3 separate regions of the Homo sapiens genome follow, and all the other regions are linked to region 2. A link is a contact called in ENCODE Hi-C or POLR2A ChIA-PET data. All regions are on one chromosome and are shown on one strand. Each heading gives the region's core, a stretch centred on a gene start or an enhancer-like site at or near the end of the contact. The rest is flanking DNA. Distances are from core to core; before and after follow the strand shown. Region 1 holds the start of PLCB1-IT1 (PLCB1 intronic transcript 1). Region 2 overlaps PLCB1 (phospholipase C beta 1). Region 3 overlaps PLCB1 (phospholipase C beta 1).

Region 1 (4,287 bases), core at 1,141-3,640, 150 kb before region 2:
GTCAGCTAGGTTGCTTTGCTCTGAAGATTGACTTCAGCTATGAAAATAGGGGCAATTGAGCCATAAAGCGCTTATCCTCCAGCAGGCCTTTTCAGGCTTATGCACATGTAGGGGTATGGTTTCAAGAGAGAATGTAGAAACATGCAAGAATTCTTGAGGCCTGTTGTTAGAACTGACACAGCATGGTTTCCACCACATTTTCTGTTAAAGCAAGTCACAAAGTGATCTCAGGTTCAACCACCTGATGGGAATTACTACCAGGACACATAGCAGAAGGCAAAGAAAGAGGTTGAGGAATAATTGCAGCTATTTCATTCAGTGTAGGAAGCAAAGCAAAATAAATTTTCTTACTACCTTATTTAATTCATCCCATAGAGCCTGGACACTGATTTTTTATTATTACTATGTAAGTATGTGTGTGCATATGTGTTTCTGCTGAGAATACCTTGTACATAGTTTTTATCTTTTAATTTGCAAATGGCTGGTTTTCTTTTCTCGGGGAATTTTTTTCTGAGATGAGGATTTGCTTCCTCTGAATGACTAAGCTGAACTGAATCTTTCCACTCTTTAGAGCTACCCTCATGCTCTTGAAGTCCTTATGTCTGCAATGATTTTAATCTCTATTTCTCAGGTAGCCAGAAGACAGGATATTATACTGTGGTTTTCCACAGCAGCAGGTCTGTTTGGCTAGATAATCAAGGTATCAAAACTAATTCTTTAATACAGATGGCTTACAATACTTGTGAATTGCATTTTCCAAGGAGCACTGTCATATTCTCAATATTACCACACTTCCTACACCTTTAGCATCCTCTCTCAATACTATCAGTTCCCAAAACCTTTGCCCTATTGTGCCAAGAAAAGACATTTATCAGATGAGTAAACTGAGGCATAGGAAATATCTATCAGTTTCATAAAGGGTTCATCACCTGAGATGCATGGGTTTCTTATTTCTTGGCCCTCAGCCATATGAATTATCCAATTTGATTTTCAGATTTCTCTTTTTTTCTTTATACAGCTTAAAATGACATATTCTCTAACTCATTCATTCAACATATCATTTCTTCTTGAAGGCCTAGTGACATAGAAATGAGGGTATCTTTAGAAATCATTAGAAATTTTAAATGGTTAAATGAAGGAGCTTTAGAAAACCATCTTAAATTAGGAGCTTAGTGAATGTTGCTTTATTTTTTAATTCACATATAGTAAATGAAAACATGAATTTAAGAATTGGCCAGGCTAAGATTCAAATTCCAGTGCCACCATTTATAAATAACATGAGTGAACTTAGACAATTTAATACAGCACACACACACACATACACGCAAACACACACACACACACACACACACACTTTTGCCTAATACCTGGAACATAGTAGTAAATGCTCAATATTTTTTTACTCTCAAAAGCAAGGGCAGCATAGGAAATGACCCTCTCAAGTCAGATCAGGAGTGGTGACTAAATGACAAAGGACCACTTGTGCAGACGTCCTTGTGTTTCTTCATCTTAGCTTTAGGGTTTTCTTTCAAGTGTCCAGATTGCACCTATATTACCCTTGGGTAAGAGCCAATGAGATAATCCATACAGAATGCCTAGGGCAGGGTCTGGAAGGAGTAAGTGCTGTATAAAATTATCCTTCTTCTTCTTTCACTTCCTCTCTTTCTTGGGGCTGACCAGCTGATAAACTAGTCCTCTGTCCTAGATTGTGTTCCCCAGAAACAGACCTTGAAATGAGGATTATGTGCAGGGGATTTATTAGGGAAGCATCTCAGGAGAGACTGGCAGAGGAGCAGGCCAAGGAAGGGAAAGAAGACACATCTGGGTTCCATTTCAGGTGAAGTTCCAGCCTCTTCATGACCTCATAGAGTACTCTGGAACATAAATAGCACCTCAGAGTATGTCCTGCCTGGAGGCAAGGTAGCTTGGCTTTTACATTCCTTCATCCATCTGTCACTGGCTATGGGCCCTCCTGGGTGGGCTATCACCTCCCAAGCACTTCCAGCTCTCCATAGTGTTAGGGCAGTTGCAGTAGCAAAAGAGAAATTTCTGAAGAAGGCTGCTACAGATACTGCTGCAGCAGTATCTTCTGTTGCCATCCAGATTACCATTTCCATTCTCAGCCTTCTGAAGAAGGCTGCAGTTGGAAATAAAGCATGTAAAAGCTGGGAATGGGAGCACAGACCCTGCAAAAGGGACAGAGGTGGCAACTCTGGTGGCAGCAGCAGTATCTGCTACGTCCTCTTGGGTTTTATAGGCACCAGCAAAACACATCTTTTGTTAAAATGGTGGCCTTCTGACGGGAAGGGCAGGTCTACTACTGAGGTCAAAATTCATGTGTTATTTTTGTAAGCAGCTACTAAAGCAGTATCAGTCCAGAGAAACGAGTCTATCTTTGAAGACCAAATACCCAAAAGATCTGCTTCAACCTTCCCCAGTTAATCTTTTGCCAGAAGATTCACAATCTGAATGTGGCTGTGAGTATTTGATTAGAGTATTAGTAGGTGAAGGAAGGTGGTATGCAAGAATCAGCTTTAATATTATCCCCGTAGAAGGGAATAATTGGTGATTAGTTTTCAGGCTATATAGGACTATTCCTCCTAAATGAATGGATAAGCTGAGAGATTTACTTCTAAAGAGGTATGGTCTTTTCATTTTAACTCGAGATTTTAGGAAAGACCAACTTAAAAAGAAAGCAAAGGAAGTTTCAGGAGATTTCAGAATTTAGAAGGAATTCTGAAATTCTCTTCTGGGGAAATGAAATCCTAAGACTTGCATGGATATTTCTGAAAATCAAAATGAAATATTTTGGTTGCATAAATCGTCAACTGTAGTTTTTAACTAAGGAAATGTAATTTAAAAAATCCAAGTGTTCGATTTACATAAGAAATAGAGTTATTTAAATAGAAGATTTCCAAAACGCTGTTAGTGGTCTTTGACGTCTTTAAAAAGGCATTTATATTTGTGAAAAGATGATCTATTTTAAGGTGTAATTATTTCTAATGTGCCTCATTTTGGGGTCTCTTGAGAGATTAGAAATTGCTAATAAGCAATTTTAAATATTTTCGAGGTAAGTTAATAAAACACTTCATCGGTAATTCATGACTTGTTATCATTCTCACATTATCCTTGTGTGGGTAAAGGCCTGTCCATCATTGGAAGTAATTGGAAAGAAAACTTTGCCTGAAGCTACATGAGAACTGGAACCCTTAAATCATGAATGGTGGCAAGATTCCAAAATTAATTATGAAGACTATTGGAATGATGTAGCATCCTTTAACTCTTATTGTGATCGACAGAAAGTATCATAGATGGACAACTCACTTTCCCTTTGCTCTGTGCTTCCTGGTGATTTTAGGTCACGTCCACTCTGAAATCTGAGCTGTCATTAAAGCCATGTCTTCGTGTCTGTCTGTCTGAAGCAGCAAAGATGAGACAGTCTGTCGCTGTGTGTGACCCCAGTGAGCCCCATAAGCAGAAGGCCCTGAGTCTCAATTTGTTTCTTTTGATTACTGGCAGATCACTCACTGTGCCATTTCTCTGATGTGACTGAGCATATTAGCTGTGCCCTCCCCTAATTATTCATGCTTCCAATGTTACCCATTCAAAATTTATGACCATGAGGATGGTGGGTTAGAAGCCTGAGGAACTGAGGCTCAAGCCTGTTGCCAGAGATTTACTGTCATTGTTTTAGGTGCAAAGTATTAACAGGCAGGCCAACTCACTTCAATTCCTGACTTAGTACATTTAGTGGAGAATTAGTTGAGAATGAGTACATTTTCCCTGACACAGCTGCAAAATCAAACACACGAGGAGTTATTGAAAAACTGGGATTTAAGCTTAAACCTATCATTTCTATATCTGATGGGCGCCATCCCATATCTGTGAAAATCTGACATTGGGGAAGTGAAATGCAGGCTTAAAAGAATGCTTTCAAGGTGCATAGCAAAAGCAATCTTACTCCTTTAGTGTTTCCCATTTAATACTTTTCAATTTTTAGTTAGTTAATTAAGGAGAAAATCACTTAATAATCACATAACATAGATTGCTACTATAAATACCTGTATTGTCTATGTTACAATTTTCGCATCTATTTTACTTTATTATTTGTAATCTGTTGGGTTTTGTGACCTTGTGCTCCAAATGATTTTGCATCTGTAAGGTGGTTGGGAGTTAGATACCCTTCATCATATCTTTTGCCATCTTTGAGTGGCTTTTTTAACCTTTCCTTTTAAAAAAAAATCCCTTAATCCACAGTCTAATAAAGTAGGAAAAACAATCAATAAA
Region 2 (4,862 bases), core at 1,859-4,358:
AAATAGATTTTCCAACCATCAAAATAATTTTAGAGCAATTTACTTTCAGTTAAGAACATGCGGGTATCTTTTTCTGCACTATGAAGTCATTGAAGCAAAATCCAAAGCACTGTTTTGAAATGGAATAACAAGGTTAGGGGTCAGAGAGACCCAGATTCAAACTCCAGTGCACTTATTAGCTGAGAGAACCCAGGAAGGTTTATTGGTTTCCCTGTGAATGATAATACTTGCTGTATTGATTTGTCTTGCTAGTTGGATTTTAACTGGTAACAAGACATAAATCATAATGTTTGATACTACTTACTTCCCTATGGGCCTTAAGTTCACTTTTCAGTGTATTCTTCTTAATGTTCTGTGAGACTGGTAAATAATGAAGTATATATATATATATGTGTGTGTATATATATATATATATATATATATATATATATATATATACACACACATATATATATATTACTTGAACTTCCTCAATTTTGGAGATTAGGTCATAAACTAATGTGGCATGTAATTTGATACATGTTCCAGCAGGGGAAAATACTGGGATGTAATTTAACGAAAGAAACATTTTGAAATGGGAATATTCTCTGAAAATATGGAGTATATCATTACAATTCCTTTTCAGCTTTAGGACTCATAATAAACTGGGCACTGTCCAGTTTATGAGCAGCGAGTTCCTATAGTTTGAAAGTTTGCGTCCCCTCCAATATTCATGTTGAAACTTAATCGCCGATGCAATAGTATTTAAAGTTGTGGCCTTTTGAAGGTGATTAGGCAATGAGAACTCCTCCCTCATGAATGTGATTAAGGTCCTTATAAAAGAGATTTCACTCAAGGTTCAGTCTTTTTTGCCCTTCCTCCTTGGCCCATCTGAGGACACAGCATTCGAAATGCCACCTTGAAACAGAGAGCATCCCTCACCAGACACGGAACCTGTCTACGCCTTGATTTTGAGCCTCCCAGCCTTCACATCTGTGGAAAATAAATTTCTGTAAATATTTCCCACCTGACAGATCTTTGCTTATAAATTGGCCGGTCTGTTTGTTATAGTAGCACACATAGACTAAGATACTAGTTTTTAATTTGGGTACTGCAGCTGATGGAATAACCTGGGTAGAGTCATACCATCTTTTAGGAATCTCACCTTCCTCATAAAAAATGAAAGAGACAAGCAGGATGATCCCTGGGGACTAAAGGTAATATTTGTATCCATCATGGAGCTATTGGGAGAACTAAATGATATACATCTCTCAAATGGATTTGCCAGCCATAATGTGTGATATAGTAATATCAATTTGTGAGTAAGTTGGGTAGAGTGGAAGGAACTTAGGAATGTATACCAGTTTATTCTGAGAAATTTGTGTTTTGTCTTCTTTGAATGGGAAATGGCTGAAAATTCTTAAATTCCTTCAATGTACCATAAAAAAGTGAAATCCTATATCACTGCCTTTGGATGTGATACATGACCCATAGTAGGTATTTTCGTAGATGAAAGAATTCCTATCTATGGCATTTATCTTATGTGAAAAGTGGCAATTAAGATAGTAACATATTTGCCACTTAACAGATATTTGTTAATGATGAAATAAAGTTTTCCGGAACTCCTGAAATTAATGTCCATAGAGATTTCAAGAAGATGGAATAACCTAACTAATTAGACAGTATGTTTGTTGGTGTTTAAAGGTGAGACAAGACCACTGAGATTAAAAGATCAGAAAATTCTCCTCACACACCTAATACATTTTCTCTATGCCACCTGGTACTTCTGTACTCAAATGCTGCTTGATTTTTATATTTATACCCAAGAATTACTGATTTCAGGTAAGAACAGAGGGCTTGAGAGAAGAATTTGCTCATCACTGCCTGCCATGAATGGGCATAGCTCTGTGAACAGTTATTGTATTTTTTTTTCCTCAGGTATATAGAATACTTTATCAAAACCAAAACTCACTGTTTCTCCAAGTGAGTTCCTTGGAATACTAATAGATGCTATAAAAATGTCATCTAGGTGTGGTGGCTCACATCTGTAATACCAGCACTTTGGAAGGCCGAAGCAGGAGGATTGCTTGAGGCCAGGAGTTTGAGACCCAAAGCCCTATCTCTTAAAAAAAATATAGGTGGATGCAGTGGTGCATGCCTGCCTATACTCCCAGCTACTCAGTATAGGCTGAGGCGGGAGGATTTCTTGAGTCCAGAGTTCAAGGCTGCAGTGAACTGTGATTGCACCACTGCACTCCGGCCTGGGTGACTGGTCAAATAAGTTTGGGAAATGCTAAGGGTTCCTTTATTGCAGGATTTCTCACAGCTTTTGATGTGTTGGACATGGGTTAGTGTCACTTCTTTCTTTTTTCTTTAACTATGGGTCTCTTGGTCACAAGCATCTCATAGGATTAATATAAATGTTCTAAAAGCCATTTATTATGAAGTTAACCACACTTAATAAACTAGAACACCAGTTTATGAGTGATGCTTGTCTTCACAGTAGTGCAGATCCTATTAAAGATGTTTAGAGAACAGGTTCTTAGGTGATCTAAACCAGAAAGGCCTTTTTCATATATCTTGATAATATTAATATAATGTTGAATTTTGTCTTGTATTATATTATGATGTTTTGAATTTTAAAGTTTACTATTTGCATTCTTCCCACCTAATTAATTTTTTTAATTTGAGACCTTATGACAGAAAACCATCAGCATTGCCCACATATTACTCAAAACACAAGAATTTCATTTATTCCCATAGCACCTGGAATCTATGCTGGCATTTAGACAAGCCTAATGCCTAGTGTACCACTAGAGTGAGATTCTCTGTCCACTCTTAACTATTTCTAGAGCCTATTTTTCTATGGTTTCACATCTTATGACTTATATAAAATTGGTACTACTTGGCCTTTGTGGAAGGATTTTAAGTCAAGGTAAACCTTGAATTGAGGTTAGATTAAAAGTGGTAGAACTTACTTAGGGAGCAATAACTTTTAATAGTCATAGTTTCTTTTCGGTTCCTGGTGTGTGTGTGCAGAAAGAAAGAAGTCTGATGATTCTCTGGTTCATGGGAGTTGACTTTTATGCCCTGAAAGTGAGGCTTTGCTTCTGTATCCTCACACTGGGGAACAGCAGTGGTTAAGAGGCTCCACCAGTATTACTCATGTGGTCACAATCAAGTTGCTTAACTTCATGTCTTGCTTTCTTCATCCATAAAATGAAGTTAATAGTACTATTTCTCAGGGTTATTGTGAGGACTAAAGGCCATAACATATATTTCATAATAGGGGATCTGTAAGTTGTAGTTACTGTTATCCTTAAAACTATAGGCCATTAGTGCATATGTTTAATAGGCTTGAAGCTGTGCCATTATTTGACAAGTTAAACTCTTGGTTGCATCATCCATATTCTCAATGTTTTTCTTTAGGTATTTGCATTTGCCATCTATAGTATATAGGCTTCTATCTGGCAAAGTTTTCACTTTTAATGGTATCTTTAACAATATTTTTCAAAAGCTTTGAGCATCACTCATATTTCAAAAATAGTAAGGTCATGTTAAACTTTTAAATTAAATCGTTTCTTCCTAGACTATTTCAAGATTTGTAATACCTGGTTAAAATTGTTTAGCAAACACAATTTTTCTTTCTATGAATGTTAATTAAAAATTAAATTTGACTCTCTTTAGTTGAAATTAGTCATTTTGTATCTGTGCATGAATTACATTTTCCTTGATTCTTATAGTACCTTAGTATAAATAAATTTAGTAAGAGTTTAAAAAGAAGTTTCCTTGGTTGAGGTACATACAAACAATATGGGAAATTGAACACCTATTGACTTTATTATTTTTGCCATAGATAAATCTCTACTGTCGAAAGCAGTAGTTAATGAGACATTTATTTTATTTTATGGGTCTCTGAAACATGCTTCTCTATTAATCAATTTGCTTGCAATTTTGTTTGAAGATTAAAGATTCTTTAGAAGGCATTGTCTACATATTATTACTTATGGATACCAGATGAAAATCTAAATAAAATTAATTTAAGATCTCTTATATTAGTTCTGTCCTACACATATACCAAAGAATGTGGAATGGCTGAATAAGGAAAATTAAATTTTAAGTTTACACAATTTTAAAGTCAATAATGCTTTCAAATAAATTATCTATACATAATATTGAAAAGGAATAGCTCTTAGAATATCTAAAATAAAAATAGATGATTGAGTGGGATATTTCACATGAGTTGGTGGTTTATAAAACTTTGAGAAAGTATGTTAAAGAATAAATTGTGTAAGTAATAGCGAACTAGACTCAGTATTTAATTTTATGCTTAGCTGCTCAAAATTTCATGGTTTGAGTTGAGAATTCTTAAGTCAAATAATTTATTTGAAGGATACTGTAGAGCATTTGAAATACTGTGAAGGTGTGACTAGAAATCTGTTTTTCCCATTTTAAAAAAAAAACAAATTGTTATTCTAGACTATAAAATATAGAAAGTCATAATAGATGGATACTCTTCTCTGTAAATATATTTTCCCCTGATACTTAACTGTACCATGTTATTCTAAATTATTCCTGGTAAATGCTTACAACTCTTCCAAGTGTCTGGAAACTCATCAAGCTTCTTTTAATCATGTCCCTCAAATATTCGGCTTGTAATTTACTAATATTCATGCCCTGTTTAGATTGTAAACAGAGAAACTACAAAGTTGTAACAGAAAAGTAATATATTGAGCTGAATCATGCCTTACTTTTGTAAGTTGAGCTTGTTTCTCTGGCAACAAGATGTTAGATAATAAATCATATATCTAAAACCATATAACTACAGAAGTGGGGAGCTGAAAGTTCAGAAGTATCATCTGACTGTGTTGATGGCATCTTTA
Region 3 (4,894 bases), core at 1,697-4,196, 180 kb before region 2:
GCTTATGGTGCCTTGGATGGAAGAAACTTATTACATCCCTTTGTTTGGTGCCCCAGAGGATTCTACTTCCTGAGATTATGCCCCTTAGCAAGATTCTGGTTGGATGAGAGACTTGGCTTTATTTTTTAAGGGATGAGAAGGACACCAGTTTAGGGTGGATAAGAAAGGAGCAGGAGTAGCCAGCAGTGCCACAGACATCTCAGACTTATCAGACTTGGGAAAGTTGAAAACCTACCGGAATTTCATTCACTTAAAACTCTCCACGCCCATGTTTCTCTTGAAAAATCTTTATGTATACTTCTATCTCTATTTGCATAACACCATTTTAGACCATTTACATGGAAGTGTTTGTTGGCTACTATGAGAAAAATGCCAGTGATGAGCATTTACAAATTTTACTGAATTTGGACTTTTAGGTTCTCTACATATAATTACATTCAAATGAAGTTGTAGGGATATAGATTGGTCTATATAAATCTTCAGAGAAAGGAGAGGATGCAGAATGATGGATATTGATGATGAAGTAAGATAGGAACATATAGACTGTGTTGTTTTGAGTTGCCGAGATTCCTTAAATTTTACTTAGTTTTGTGTTTTAGAGCAGAAGATGTATTCATTTCAATTTCTCTTAACATCTATTGCAGTTCTTTTGTGAATTATGATTGGAACAGATTGCAAAATCTCCCAGTGTATCAGTTTTCCTAAAATAAATCATTAAAAGCAGTTCATTATCTATAAATCTTTCCTGGGTTAAAATAAAAATCTGCTTTCTAGGTCAATCTTCATTAAGCTATTAATATCCTTTTCATATTATAAGCCTTTTAATTTCTTTTATTAGCAACTGAAAGTAGCTGAAATATGAATGTCATTGTTTTGAATATTAATTGATGTTTGAATTATTTTTAGTAATTATGCTCCGACGTCAGTGAACTTCATTCCAGCCCACCCAGGGACAAGGAACTTCTCCAATATATTTATATTTACTGAACTGTATTTATATTTGTATATTTGTATTTTACTTCTTGTGATAGATGTTCCTAGTTTCTATGATTTTTATTGCAGTAAAATTCAAGAATTGTCACAAGGGTGATTCATTAGTGGTACATTAGAAAAGCCTGATTTTTGTTTTGCTTTATTTTCAAGCAAATCAAAACTTCTTCAGCATAAATACATGAGAACTCAATTTCCTAAGTCTAGAACAGCATTTGAATTTTTAGCTCATCATAGTAATTGTTCAATTTTTTCCAGAATTACTATCTAACCATTTTGTATGCATTTTATTCTAAATACAATTGACATCAAGAAAATACGGTGGGTGAAAAGAGCCCTGGAGTAAGATTCTGACAGGAGACTTCCTCTTTCTGCTCTGTGACCTTTTTCAAGTAAACATGTCTCTGAGTCACTTTGTTACCATTTATAAAATGAAATGGTTTAGTCATAGTGATTCTTCTTAATTGTTACTGAGATTTATAATTTTAAAAGCAATATAAAATTAGAGAAAACACAAGCCACGTAGGCATACAAAACGCAAAAGATGAAACATCTCTACAACTTCAGACCTTGGCCAAAAGCATTGTTCACTGCTGATGGCTGAATGATATACCCTTGCATGAGTATGCCATTATTTATTTGCCTCTCGAAGGACATTTAGAGCACTTTGAAGTTCCAGTTGCACTCCACATGCAGAGACTCCCAAAGAACATTCTACTACATATTTTAGAATTTACATGTGAAAATGCAGAATCAAAGTATGTGAACATTTAAATTTTCACCTTCGTTACCATGAAAGCTATATCAAAAGTTGACATTGTAGATTTTTTTTTTCTTTGCAAATCTGTATGAAGGAAAACAAAGTTTCTTCCTTCCTGAGTTCTCTTCCTCCACTCCTGTCTTTGTGAATGGCCACTTCATTCAAGCCTCTTCAGGTACCTTTGAGATTGCACACCATGTTTCCTTCTGAGTCTTCACAACTCTATTGTCTCAAAGCTTGATGGTGACAAAAAGTGTGTTCACTAATTCATCCAAGAATTTTGGGGGCCTGGTGTTACCCTGAAGGCTAAAGTGGTAAACAAGAGCATTATGTTTCATAGTTGCTTTTGTGAAGCTTAAGGTCTAGTGGATCAAGAAAAAAATGTCCATTAGATAATGGCAGGAATGCCTGTGCTTTTCCAAAATGCGAAGGGTGAATACAGAAGGACATGATTCAGTCTGATGGTGGCTGGCAGTGACCAGGGTCTTCAGGGAAAAGCTCACTGGGAAGTGATCTTAGCTCCAAAGGTGAGTAAGAACTAATTATCCAAAGTAATGGGGGTAGGAAGTGGGCTGGGAGGAAGAGCTTTGAAATCAGAGACATACAAAGGCCCTGCAGCAGGAGGTAGCAGAGCAAGTTAGAGTTGTTGAAGTTATAAGGCCCAGTGGCTGAGCCCAGAACACAAGGTGAAGTTTGGTCAAAGGTAAAGCCAGAACAGGGGTCAGAATAAAGCTTGCTCTGTTGTGCATTTTTTGTTACATCTGAAATGCAATAAGAAGCCAATGAAGAATTTAAGCAAGGTGGAAATAAGGGAAATGGTGGTGGTGGTGGTGGTGTGTGTGTGTGTGTCTTCATAAGAGTAACATGATTAAGTTTGCATTATCACAAATTGTCATGAAATATAAAAAGAATGCTTAGAATTTAAAAATTAGATCTTGCTTATCTTGTATGACTTGTAAGCAGATTGTAAGCATGTAAGCAGATTGTTCATGATTCTTTTGGAGGAAGTTCTCCCCAGTAATGCGGTTACTTTCCAGCATTTAGCAAGGAAATACAAATAACGTCATTTTCCGACAGGGCAGAGAGTCCTAGTCTAATTTAGTGTCACAACTAGCAGTTCTGTTATACTTTAATCCTTAAATATTAGACCAAAGCAGGGACAATAGAAAATGTGTTTACAAACCCTCCTGATTAAGGTGACTAAAAAGCAAAAGCGAAACAAAGGAGGTTGAGGTAAAGAGCAGTCTTACACGTAAGCTTCCAGCTTTGGGACTGATTTACAAACCACAACTGAAATGGGTATTATATATATGCTGATGAAAGTAGCTATGTAACATAGTTTGGATCTGTGTCGCTGCACAAATCTCCTGTTGAACTGTAATCCCCAGTATTGGAGGTGGGGCCTGGTGGAAGGTGATGGGATCATGGAAGCGGATTTCTCATGAATGGTTTAGCGCCATCCTCTTAGTGCTGTCCTCACGACAGTGATTGACTTCTCAGGAGATCTGCCTATTTAAAAGTGTGGCGCCTGGCTCTTTCTCTTTTGCTCCTGCTCCCACCATGCGAGACCCCTCCTCCCCCTTTGCCTTCTGCCATGATTGTAACCTTCCTGAGGCCTCCTCAGAAGCAGACATCTGTGTTATGCTTTCTGTACCGGCTGCAGAGCCAATTAAACATTTTCTTTATAAATTACCCTGTCTCAGGTATTTCTTCATAGCAATGCAAGAACAGCCCAATACCCTGTGTCTTCATTCATTAAAAGGCTACTGAACTATGCCTACTACTGCATTTTGCAGACTTGCTTTTCCTCCATTTAGAACTAATGTCTTTTATTTCAAGACCTAATGTCACCTCATTCTTTTTTCATGTGATAATATCCTCTGATGTGGCCTGCGAGTTGCCCATAAGGAATCGTGGAGTTTGGGATGATAGTTTTGGGGGTGTGTGCTATTTTGCCTTCTTTTTTCACTCTCAAATATAAAAAGGATCTAAGTGCTACTCCTGAAGTTATTTGCGGGGACTGTTTGCACTTTCTTGCTTGAGGTGTGGCTGTGGAGGGCAAGACAGACAAAAGTCCAAACTAAATGGAAAATGGTGCAGTTATTGCTGAAATAGGTTTCCCACCATCTAATTCCTTTGTGTGCTACTGGCTGAAAAAGTCCTTTTCCTTCTCAGCTCCACAGCTACTTTTTCAGGACAGAGTCTGATTTACATAGACAGGCTGAATGCAGAAGCTGTGTGTTTACCATGTGAATTTGAGGCCACTGAGAAGATTATTTTGTTGTTCTGATCTCTTGACCTTCTGAAAGCTCCCATCAGACCTTTCTCCTCCCACCTTCCACCACACTATAAATAAAAGCCAACCCATAAGCACCCACTCAGATGTATCTGCTTCTTAAATTTCGGAATCGATTTGTTAATCTCAAAAGGCCGTAAAAACCTGAAAACTTAAGTAGCTAACAGAGAAAAAAAAAAGTTCAAACAGATTCTTGGAAGGCTTTGAAGCTAGGATGCTTGGGGAGCATCTTTGTAGTCTGTTGAGGGATTAGAGACGGCAACATCATGTCGCCTCGCAAGCCAGAGGACAGCTTTGAATTGCAGCCAATCAGAAGCCATAGTATGTTTTTGGAAGGTGGTGGGGGCCAGTTTTTTCCCTTCAAATAGCTGACATTTCGCAGCCCCCGTCCCTCTTGGAGCACGACAGCCAGAGAGTATGCAATTTGTTTGGAATTCTCTCACAACAGTCCTAGTTTGAGGCTAAGGCTAGGTTGTGAACATTTAGAGTTTTTGTACGTCTTGACAAATTTGTGTTCATCAGGTGCTCCGTGACCATCAGTATTGTTTTGGTTATACAGACCAAGTGTTCTGGGCTCAGATCCAAAACTTGCACAAGTAAATCAGCCTCAGAAGGCAGCCTTAGAGATCTTTGAAAAGTGCTGAAGTAGGGCTAAATATTAGACAATCTGCCATAATTTAAGTTTTATATGTATGTATATATATTTATATATATATTTAATTCACAGCAGGGAGCAGTACACACATCGTAAGAGAGAAATCTACTTTATGCAGAGTTAATTGGATGATACCCTAATTTGATGATACCCACATCATTCAGTAATTCAGTTTTGCGCTTTCTTTCTTTTT

The links. Hi-C counts contacts between places; a loop is a spot of excess contacts on that map. ChIA-PET counts read pairs that join two places held with the same protein, here RNA polymerase II (POLR2A). Pooled maps may share reads with other maps.
Region 1: a map of HepG2 shows a loop between it and region 2 (2.6-fold over the local background). The contact joins the promoter of PLCB1-IT1 here to the enhancer-like site in region 2. A Hi-C loop is called at or near these places in 2 of 168 maps with a recorded cell type or tissue (HepG2 and heart left ventricle). POLR2A ChIA-PET finds 5 or more read pairs at or near these places in 1 of 52 experiments (activated CD4-positive, alpha-beta T cell).
Region 3: a map of GM12878 shows a loop between it and region 2 (2.7-fold over the local background). The contact joins two enhancer-like sites. A Hi-C loop is called at or near these places in 3 of 168 maps with a recorded cell type or tissue (GM12878, IMR-90 and chondrocyte), 29 of 37 single-sample maps with no recorded cell type and 12 of 50 pooled maps. POLR2A ChIA-PET finds 5 or more read pairs at or near these places in 2 of 52 experiments (BJ and K562).

The regions. Positions count from the first base shown.
Region 1 is chr20:8,246,314-8,250,600 of GRCh38, forward strand. It overlaps PLCB1-IT1 (PLCB1 intronic transcript 1), which reads left to right and starts at 2,391. Exons shown (of 2, transcript NR_046809.1): 1 at 2,391-2,477; 2 at 3,144-3,429. The region is part of intron 2 of PLCB1 (phospholipase C beta 1); the gene reads left to right.
Region 2 is chr20:8,391,388-8,396,249 of GRCh38, forward strand. The region is part of intron 3 of PLCB1 (phospholipase C beta 1); the gene reads left to right. Among named protein-coding and RNA genes, the nearest start is that of PLCB1-IT1, 150 kb to the left of the region's middle. Within about 2 kb of position 3,109, at least 2 of the 41 ENCODE cell types and tissues checked have a DNase peak (open chromatin) inside an H3K27ac peak, as active enhancers do.
Region 3 is chr20:8,211,110-8,216,003 of GRCh38, forward strand. All of the region lies in intron 2 of PLCB1 (phospholipase C beta 1), which reads left to right. Among named protein-coding and RNA genes, the nearest start is that of PLCB1-IT1, 35 kb to the right of the region's middle. RefSeq lists an enhancer at 2,881-2,930. Within about 2 kb of position 2,947, at least 5 of the 41 ENCODE cell types and tissues checked have a DNase peak (open chromatin) inside an H3K27ac peak, as active enhancers do.